Linked DNA regions of Homo sapiens: region 2 is linked to region 1. The links are chromatin contacts, found by Hi-C or POLR2A ChIA-PET in ENCODE. All regions are on one chromosome and are shown on one strand. Each heading gives the region's core, a stretch centred on a gene start or an enhancer-like site at or near the end of the contact. The rest is flanking DNA. Distances are from core to core; before and after follow the strand shown. Region 1 overlaps LINC01182 (long intergenic non-protein coding RNA 1182). Region 2 holds the start of LINC01085 (long intergenic non-protein coding RNA 1085).

The links. Hi-C counts contacts between places; a loop is a spot of excess contacts on that map. ChIA-PET counts read pairs that join two places held with the same protein, here RNA polymerase II (POLR2A).
Region 2: a map of PC-3 shows a loop between it and region 1 (10-fold over the local background). The contact joins the promoter of LINC01085 here to the enhancer-like site in region 1. A Hi-C loop is called at or near these places in 2 of 168 maps with a recorded cell type or tissue (PC-3 and prostate gland). POLR2A ChIA-PET finds 5 or more read pairs at or near these places in 3 of 52 experiments (BJ, OCI-LY7 and PC-3).

The regions. Positions count from the first base shown.
Region 1 is chr4:13,904,679-13,910,047 of GRCh38, reverse strand. The region is part of intron 3 of LINC01182 (long intergenic non-protein coding RNA 1182); the gene reads right to left. The region is part of intron 3 of LOC107986182 (a long non-coding RNA gene); the gene reads right to left. Among named protein-coding and RNA genes, the nearest start is that of LINC01085, 200 kb to the left of the region's middle. RefSeq lists enhancers at 1,883-3,082, 3,777-4,976. Within about 2 kb of position 2,612, at least 7 of the 41 ENCODE cell types and tissues checked have a DNase peak (open chromatin) inside an H3K27ac peak, as active enhancers do; they include PC-3, where a contact is called at or near this core.
Region 2 is chr4:14,109,429-14,114,797 of GRCh38, reverse strand. It overlaps LINC01085 (long intergenic non-protein coding RNA 1085), which reads right to left and starts at 2,830. Exons shown (of 3, transcript NR_033931.1): 1 at 2,621-2,830.

The DNA of each region.
Region 1 (5,369 bases), core at 1,363-3,862:
GAATGGCAGAATTATGCACTTGGGCCCTTCCCACCTGCATTTGTAGGGTTTTCCCTGGGCATTCTGAGTGTTTATGTAAACTGAGAGAACCTCAGTGTTACCCACTTGTAACTGAGGTTCTCTTGGTTTACATAAGCACTCAGAATTCCCAGGGAAATATGAGGTTCTGCCACTTGTTTCTTTTCTTTCCCCATTTGGTTAAGACTAGGTACAAACACATAGTCAATGATAATAAATTAATTAAGCTACACTGAATTAAATGGAAATAAAATATACTGAATTGAATTGAACTGTAAAGAAAACAAAAAAAGAGGTGTAATATTAGTCTGCACTAAATCCAGGACGAAGAGTCTCCCAAAACAAAATGTGGCAGGTGATTTTAAAGAAGATTTGTTTTTACTCTCAATAACTTCCGAAAAGCAGTAAAGAAAAACATCCTCCAAATGTTTAGAGGTTTCTCTCTTCATCCCACACCAGGTCTTTAGATCTTTAAAGGGAAAAAAAAAAGTTTATGACAAATGATTTATTTTGCTAAAAGAATAAAGTTAATTTATATCTCCAAAGGGCATTATAGATGAAATTGCAATATTTCCATGTTCCCAAAATTTTTACTCTTTTTTTTCCACTCTAACACTACTCCCAAAGAAAAAACTATTGCCTTGAAAGTTTTTCAAAATATCCTATCACCCTACCTTTGTCCTTGGTCATTTCCAACCATGCAGAGCTTTTAATGTCAGGACCATCAACATGAAAATGCATGGCTATTATCAAAAGATGTTTTTCTAAGCCTACATATTCACTGTAAAGCATCCCAGAATCCTCTAGAGTGAATGTTAATAAGCACAATAGAGTTGGAATTGATGGTCTTGAACTCTTACCTTTCTACACTGATCTTCAGGAACTGTAATGTGAAAAGCACAAAGCTTCCCTCAACAGCTACTATACAATCATGGTAGTGTTAATAATAACAACTATCAATCAATTATACAAGCTAGACTTGATTCCATCATTTAACTCTTATGACCAACCACACTCTGTGAAAGAGACTCTTAACATCTGAACCATATAGATGAGCAAAGGGAGGGTTTAACGACTTGCCTAAGAGAACAAAGACAGTAACTGATGGAGCCAACAATGATATTCTTGCTTCTGACTCCAAAATCCACACTCAAGTTTTGTGCCTGAAACCCTATCTCTCTTTGAGAGAGAATAAGAATAATATTAGCTATCATTTATTAAGCCTTTCTGAGTAGGCCCTACCTTACTTGTTGCTTATAGATATACTCAATTTGAACTTATTCCACATTAGCATCCAAAAAATGCCACATCATTTATTAGTCGAAATCGAGTAAAGTTCATCTGTGAGCCCACAGTGGGAAGAATGGCAGGAAGCCCAGTGGATGTCATTAGTGAGGGGCTCCTCCTCCTCTCTACACTTAAATAAGCACACCATCATAGTTCCTGGCCCAGAACATTTGGGAATGAGCCCTGTAGACATCACCTTGTCTATGTTACTTCTAAATTGTACTGCCCAGGGTCTGGCCTCTGTGGGTTTGCACCTGGCCACACCCTATCCAGGGTAATACATGTCAACAGTGCCCAGGCCTCTGCCATTTTCAGAAACCCCAAACCCCTTTTATCTTCCAAGGCAGATAAATACCCAGCATCAGTGTATATGCCAGTGTTAGGAAACCAGTCTTCTGGGGTTAGTGCTGAAGAACTAACACCTTCTACCATAAAGGCCTGAAAGAGCTACTTTAGGAATTTGAACACACCAAAGGAATCTTCCATCCACCATGAAAAGAAAAAAGAAAAAATATGTATGTGTAAAGGAACTACATTATGCCATACACTTTGCCATGTCCTGCTGTACTTCGCCTACAAAACTGCAAGGTAAAGATTATTATAATTGGTTTTTAAGATGAGTAAACAAAAGATTAGAGAAGTTTTTTTTTTTAAAAAAGTCCCTAAATTGTACAGCTATTTCACTCTTTGCAGACAGCCTGAGGAAAACTTTTAGCTAATCTTAATAATAATTACCATTTCTTGGGCTCTTAGTCTGCACCAAGGCAGTATACTAAGCACTTTATATCCATTAGTTTCCATAACAATTCTATAACTTACTTCATTATCTCCACCTAAGAATGAGAACCACTGGAGCTCAGAGAAGCTAAGTCTTTTGCCCAAGCCACACATCTGGGAATGAGGGAGTCCAGATGTGAGCCTCTATGTTAGAAGTCAAAGTCGGATTCTTAACCCCAGCACAGCACAGCCTCCCCTCAAGGCTTTCAAGGGGAAGTGTGGCCCCAAAAGGACTGCGACTGTAGGGGAGATAGGTGGATAGAGCAGGCAGGGAGAAAAGTGGAAAATACCAGCTAGTATTCCTGGTACTCTCTGCACCTTACCACTGGAGCCCAGGGTACTCATTTTACAGGAATGACTCACAGGACAAAAGAGCAGAGGCCTTGCTTACTTTGTTTTGCAAACCATACCCTGTAGAATGAGAATAATTATTAGTCATCTGCAGGCCTTGTGATGCTTGTAGCTTAGTCATTGAGTAACTATTATAGATCACACATTCCTATTCCTTTGGATAGAGTCTCAAGCCACCTACACAATCCTTAAACAACTTCTCAAAGTCCCTTGAGCTGGGGGTGGTGGAAGACACACTCTCCAGAAGCTATGCATTCTTCCTACTGAGAGATGGACACCTTGTGGCCAGTAGCATAATGAGAAGTCTTTCAGCAGAATGAACAGGCATCCCTCTCCTGCTTTCAATGACCCACACACTCTTCAAATTGTCCTTCCAGCAAGAAAAGATACTCCAAGCAGTTTTAAGTCTTCCTTGGGGGCATAGGAGTTTCATGTCAACTAGGTTTGGTTTACATTTATGAGAGATGCTGCCTTATGTGAATGAGATAGGAAAAGAAAATACAGCAGGCATATGAGTGAGTAAAGGTACCAAATTCTAATAAAAATGATATGAACACATATGTGGATGTCCATACGCGCACACACACACACACACACACATACACACCACTTAATACCTTAATGAAAAGAGTCACAGCAATCTGGTGAATAACTTACTTATTTTGTTTTCCATTTTGAATTCTAAGAGTGGAGCTACTGAGATGACTAAAACAGTTGCTGTCCTTAAAGAACTCAAAGCTTAGTGGGAAGACAGAAACAACATTAATACAATAAAACCAAAGAGGTTATTATGAAAGCTCAGAGGAGAAACATCCAAACCAAATGGAGTTGAAGGTTAGGCAGAGGATGAGAAAGATTTCCTTGAGGCGATGAGAGCAAAGCTGAGCATTTTTTAACACACACCTGTCCAAAGTAGAAGCTGTTAATGCAGTACCCTGGCAATCTAGATGAGCTGGCCCCATGATTGAGGATATCATTCACATATACTATAGCAGTAAAGATGCTTTGAGATTTAAATAATTGAAAGCTTAATATCAACTCATTTAAACAATGAGGAATAATTCTGCCACATAACAAGAGGTGTAGGGAGGCTTCAGATATAATTTATCAACTCAAAGACATCATTTGAAACTCAGTTTTTTCCCCCATTATTCTACTACGAAATCCCAACAGATTTTCCTAACTGTCTTCTGGATCACAAGGTTGCTGCTGCAGTTCTGGACACCACGTGCAGACACAAAAATATTCAGCAAAAGAAGATATCTTTTCCATGTAACAATTTTTTATGAACAAAAGTATTCCCAACAGCTTCCCAGCAGGTTTCCCCCTCATATCTTATTGGTCATAATTGGGATACTATGATTGGATTACTAAGAAGTGAATAGAGGGAGGCTGTGATCTCCCCAAGAAAGGCTTGGAAAGCATGAAGAGGGAGAAGTATTTGTTGACTAGGTAGATACATTTTTTGGTACATTGGGAGTGGGATATGTGGGAAAACAAACCTATCAAACATGGTGCAAACCAAACTCTTCCCATTGGAAATTCTGACGGAACACTGTCTCTGAATTGATTGACTTATTTGAGGGAGTGTGCCATACTCCTGTAAATGGGGCTGTATCAAATGCTAAGAATTCCAGGTCTAAGCAGATAGAGCCAGAGGACTAGTCTTGGTACCATAGAACTTTTATGCTAGAAATGACCAAGAGGTGATGATTTTAGAGATCTGAAAACTGCTCTGCCATTTACTCAATACATGCTTTGTCCTGGCCTTTGCTGCCTGCTGTAAAATGCTTTGCCCATCTGCAGCTTTGGGCCAAGACTGGATGCTTTTCTGAGGGTCCTTCCAGCTCTGAAAGTCATGAATCATCACGATACGTGATGCAGAAAGTCTGATTCATCATGATACGTGACGCAGGTTCCTAATATTCCTCATCACCAGCACTTTATGATATTTCATATTGTTTTTAGCGATCTCACTAGAATGAAGATTCTTGAGTCAGCCTAGCAGATAACCAGACAAATTGTTGGTACTCTAAAACAAAAACAAAACAAAACAAAACACTTAAATTGGTTTTATGACAGAAGAGCTGAAAAGTACATGTGATCTTTCATTTAGTAGCAGCACTCCTGGAAAATCATCTTATATAAATTATTTGAATTTTTAGAAAAACTTGAAGCACATTTTCATCAAAATGTTATTGATCAGGTGTGAAAAGTACAAAACAACTAAATATCCAACTCTAAAGCCTTGTTTATATTAAGTGTGGTATATTCAATGAGTGGATTATAATCATGAAATGTAAATTTTAGAGACCTTATAGCATGTAAAAAAAAAAAGTTACATGTTACAAAGTAAGTGAAAAGTGGTACTAAGTTTTATTTACACTATACTGATAATTATGTAAACCAAACAACCCAAGCATTTAGAAGGGAAGAAAAAAAAACTTAAAGGAAAAAGACAAAATGGTGCATAGTAGCTGCACTGAGAAATAACTCAAAGGTCAATTTTTTTCTTTCTATTTTTTTTGACACTCCCAAAATGTTTATAATGAGTACGCACTGGTTTTATCATGGAGAAACACAATAAAAATCACTGATGGATTATTTGATTATCTTTATTAACTCAGTCTTACCTATTACTGTTGTTGACAGGAATAAATCCAGGTGTTTAAGAATGAATTTCATTGGCAGAGCTTGATATTCCAAACCTTGCTTCATGTTATCAAGCTTTCCTCCCAATCCAAACTTCTCTCTTATTACGGTTCAAACGACAATGCACAAAACTCTTTGCAGAACCTGATCTGGCCCTCCCATCTCCCCATCACCACCCCCTGCTTTTGTTATACCAATAATTCTTCCCAAGGTGCCCTTTCTTCTTTATTCCACTTCTCTCTACTGGCCAATATCAGAAAGCTCAGCTCAAACACTCAATACCT
Region 2 (5,369 bases), core at 1,581-4,080, 200 kb before region 1:
TGAAATAAATGTGAGATATGCATGTGTTTAAGAAAAAATAATAAAAACAAGTTAGATAATTATTTACTTATTTATTCTAGTGCAGGATCTTGGGTGGCTGGAGCCTGTCCTAGCAGCTCAGGAGCCAAGTGGGACCCGACCCTGGCCAGGATGCTGTCCCATCACAGCACACACTCATGCCCACATCCACACTCATTCAGACTAGGACCACTGAGACACACCAACAAACCTAATGTGCACAGCTTTGATGTGTGGGAGGAAACTGGAGTACTCAGAGAAAACACAGGCAGACACAGACATGGGGAGGACTTGCAAACTCCACACAGACAGTGGCCCCAGCTGGGCATCAAATTTTTTTTCATAAACATTATAATGAAACATTGTTGAATTAAACAATATTATTTGAGAAACTGCCGTATGCCACTGCAGAATTCAGCAAGAGGAATTTCAAGTAGGAGGAAGAGTTTGACAATGCTTACAATTGTTTGATTTTTATAATATAAGGATTAAAAAGCGTCCGGTGAATTTGGCAGTTAGTTCTTCATTAATCACAGTGAGGCCATCTTCAGTGGAGCCATGATGGCAGAGGAAGGCTGCATCACTGCAGTTTAAGGAATGACAGGGAAGTGAGGAGCCTGCAGAGGAGAATTAGTTGACAACCCCATGAGAAAGTACAGACTGGTGAGTGATAACCGGGAGAGGATGAAGGCTCCAGGGAGAGATTTGTGCATGCAAAATGGCTGATAAACTTGTAGAAACCCAGTGGTTGTTTGCAGAGGAATAGTGAGTCTGGAATCCTGCCGTCTGTGCACTACTCAGAGATATCTGAAGAAATGTGGTTCCAGCAGCCCAAAGCTGAAAAGAGACATTGGTAAGCTAGAGCACGCCCAACAAAAGTGATGAACATAAGAAAGTAATTCAACATTTCCGATGATGCACATACACACAATACACACAAAACACATATACAACATATGTATCACACACATTGAACACGCAACACACACAACACACAAACATATACAACACATGCATATTACATGCATACACACAACATGCATTAACCATGTATACAATGCATCATATGTACATCAGACACACATTACATACACAACACATCCAGTACAGGTAAAATACCGCATACACATATACATCCACACACTAGACAACACTCGTAGCATATATGTGACACACATGTGCATATATGCACCACGTGCTTGTATGCACAAAACATCCACATAACACACACACAGACACACACAGACACACACACACACAGTAGAGTTGCCTAGCAAGCCAAGGATATACATACCATAGTCCCAGCAAGAAGCATGGGAGGAAGGGAAGAGACTGATGTGTACTAGTCTTTGAAGGGCTACAAGCTCACATGTTTAACCAAGCAGAGAGAAGAGAAGGCAACCAAGAAAAAAAGGCATGAGAACAAGATATGATCACCCTCAATCTCTGCCAGTGCAAGCCACAGTACCATTGTGGGAGCAGAAACTGTAACCCTCTGAGCATACTGTTGGGTGTCCAGCACTGCATCAGAGTGAGCTACTATTCCTTTACAGAAAAGAAAAGACACTCAAACCGCCCCCCCACCACCTTTATTTATTTATTTATTTATTTTACAATGAATGAGTGGTCTCTTGGAAACTCTCCCATGTCTACTTCAAATGTGCTGTTTGAAATGTTGAATATAAATCATTGTACTATAAAGACATACACACATATGTTTATTGCAGTGCTATTTACAATAGCAAAGACAGGGAACCAACCCAAATGCCCATTAATGATAGACTGGATAAGGAAAATGTGGCACATATATACCATAGAATACTATGCAGCCATAAAAAGGAATGAGATCATGTCCTTTGCAGGGACATGGATGAAACTGGAAGCCATCATCCTCAGCAAACTAACACAGGAACAGAAAACCAAATGCCACATGTTCTCACTCATCAATGGGAGTTGAACAATGAGAACACATGGACACAGGGAGAGAAACAACACACACTGGGGCCTGTTGGGGGTGGGGGTTGAGGGGAGGGAACCTAGAGGATGGATCAGTAGGTGCAGCAAACCACCATGGCACACGTATACCTATGTAACAAAGCTCCACGTTCTGCATATGTATCCCGGAACTTCAAGTTAAAAAAAAAAAAAGAAAGAAAGAAAATGAAAAAAGAAATACTGAAGGCATGGGAAGACCATTACATATAGTTGCTACAGACTCAATTTCTGTTGACAGAAAAAAGAGACTTAGACAAAGGGCACTGGGCCAAACCTGAGGTAGAAAGAAAAGAGGTTTTCTGCCATCAGTGGGCATCATCATTTCACACTAAGGCCACCCCTCCACGATGAGTCTTGGAAAAAGTTTTTGTTTTATCTGACTGAGTTCTTTTTTTGTTTTCTACATAGGAAGAATCCCAGACAAACATGAAAATTCATTCCTTTCCTTGTTGCCTCCAGTGAAAAGAGATGGAGATGAGGGAGAAATTTACTGTTTACTCTTTTTTTTTTTTTAAGGTTTTTCCTATTTTCTTACTCCCCCCTGAGCAAAATACTCTGCAAATGGTCTCCAGGCTCTCAACAACAATACTCTGTTTCCATTTCTTACCGCATTTCCTTTCTTTCCCAGGACTCTTCTGACAGTGCCAAGTTGCACGCTGGGTTGTCATAGAATGTTCTGAAGTCGTGTAAAAGGAACTGGCACAAAGGAAAAAAAAAAAGAGTTTTTCTCCTACTCTGCTTAAATTAGTCGTTGCCTCCAGCAGCGATATCCATTTCCTTTCACTTTCCTGGTCTGGCTTCTTCTTCTTTTTCTTCTTCTTTTTTTTTTTTTTTTTTCCTGCAGATATTCTGATTTGAGCTCAGCACACACATTCACCCCAGAAGTTCCCAGGATGCCAATAAAGATCCTTGCCAGCAGATCTTATCATGTTCCTCTTGAAACGGTTTTGTCATTCTTTGGATGACTGTAGAACATCTAGTCTCATACATGCCTGTTTTTTTATTGGGTTTCTGCACAGTCACAACCCAATAATGCACAATGGTAAGATGCCCCAACTGACACAAAACTAAAGAGTCAAAATGCTCTCCGTTGTCAATTGCTGCTTAGCTCAGAGGCTGTTCCAAGATTTGCCTTGAGTTCAAAGAATTGACCCGAGGTGCATTTATCTTTGAAAATACATATTCTGTACAGCGCTTCTTCCTTTTGCCTGGGAAAGTCCTGGTTTGTGCCTATCACCCAGGAGTAATCATTTATAGCACCCATTTCATTCTCACAAGTGTCTCAGTTTGCACAGCAAGTTCCATAGTCAGCAAGGATACAGTATACATTGGAGACACAAAGATACAAAAGACAGTATCCTTGCCTTAGAAGAGCTCAGTCTTTTTAGAAAGACAGGTAAGTAGATGATTATAATATAAGAGCTAAGATAAAGATATGAATAGAGTTATATGACTTTGTCCCACTGTCTCTATGTCCCTTCTGTCCAGCACACTGTCCAGAACACAGAGGCGTTTGGTAATTTTATTGTTGCTGCTTTTGTTTTAACCAATCACAGTGTTCTTTCTATAGACAGAATTTTCCCAATAATGGGCCATTCTCCCTTTCTTCTGCTCCATCTTTTCTTGCTCCATTATTTTCTTCCATAACTCTTGAGTCTCCTGGACATATAACCTCAAAAAAAAAAAATAATCAAGAGCATGGACGAAAATCACAAGGGTAACAAACTGACATGCTAGCTCTGAGTCCCTCCTCAATCTTTGCATAAAAATCACAGGAGGTGCTGTTGCTGCCTCTTTCCACATGTTCTGTAGCCCTGAGTGCCAAGATACATCTGCCCCTGATGGCCCCAATTTGTAGTTTTTCCAGCTGTTTCTGCTTCTGCTGCCTTGGCTACTGGTAATATAGGCAGGTCTCGCTAATAGTACTTAAGATCAATACTGATGTTTTATCCAAATATGGTCAAGTTAATGCTAGGATTGAACTAATGGCTCCTGCTACCCCCAGGGAGGGCATGATCAGTGCCAAAATCACGGGCTATGGCCTCAGACTTCTGTGGCCATGCATAGGGCCCTTCTTGAGATGAGGGCAAGTGCTTCTCCACCCCAGTTATAACTCTTCTTATTCTCTGAAAAGGATGACTTCACTTATCATTTACTCATAAGATCCTCTTGCAAGCAACTCTTGTGTATGACTCCCACAAATGAATCATTCAAGCTGGGAGGTTCCATCTGAGTAAAAATGCAGCCTCCATGTACAAATGTTAAATGTTCCTGGGTTTATTTTCTATGTTTAATTTTTATCAACTTTTTAATTAAAATGTCATTACAAATTTAAGACAGAAGGAAAGGGTAGGAGAGAGGCCAGGATGGGAGAAGCGTGTTAGAATGTATTGAGTTGTGTAAGCTGTTTCTTTATTTCTTTACGCTAAAGTGTTCTGAATTTCTGACATTTTGATATTTTTAGTAGCTTCAAATCCTGAAGTTTGTGAGTAGAAAATTGTGAGGCACTGACTTGCCAAGTGGCAAAGAAATAAAAACAAAGATAAAAACCAGAAAAGTTAAGTGAACAACTGCAATTCTGTGAGAAAAAGGCTAAAGCTGAGATGAGAACAGAGACTTTTGAGGGCACAGAGGCAGGTGTCTAAATGGGGCATGGAGGGACACAAGAACATAGGATGTTATCATCTCTCAGTTTCTTCTTGTGTTGTTCCCTAAGATATCTTGTCTCCTAAGATTGTTAAGTTCTTCCGTGGAAAGGACAGTATTTTATTTCTCTGCCTCATTTGTCCATATTACTTTGTAGTGCTTAGTACAGTGGAGAAGCTTCAGACACAGGTGGTTGCTCGCTTGTTTGATTGATTGAATAAAAGAAAAGAGAGAGGAAATGAGATAATCTGGAAAAGTCCTAGAGTGGTTGAGTATTGCTGTCAAGTCCGCCAGTAATTCTCCGTGTGACCTTGAACAACCATTTACCTCTTAGTTTTTTCAACTGTAAAATAAGTATGACCAGATAATCACCAAGTTCCAGACTAGTTTTAAAACTTCATGAGTCTATAATTGTGACTGTTAGATCAAGTTAAAGGAGACATTGTAGGGCTTGATAACGCATACACAAAAGCCATTTTAAGGGCTGAACTTGGACCTTGGTTTCTCTATTATAAATCAAAGATATTAGAATAGATTATCTTTTTTATTGCCTCCTTCCAAAATACAAGAAATATCTGAATCAAAACGCTAATCTTCATCTTCAAAAACCAAATTCCAGTGACATAATATCAGTCCTCAATAAGGAAAAGGAATAAACTTTATTCACATATAATTCACTGGCCCATGGATAAGAAACCTGTATTTTCAGT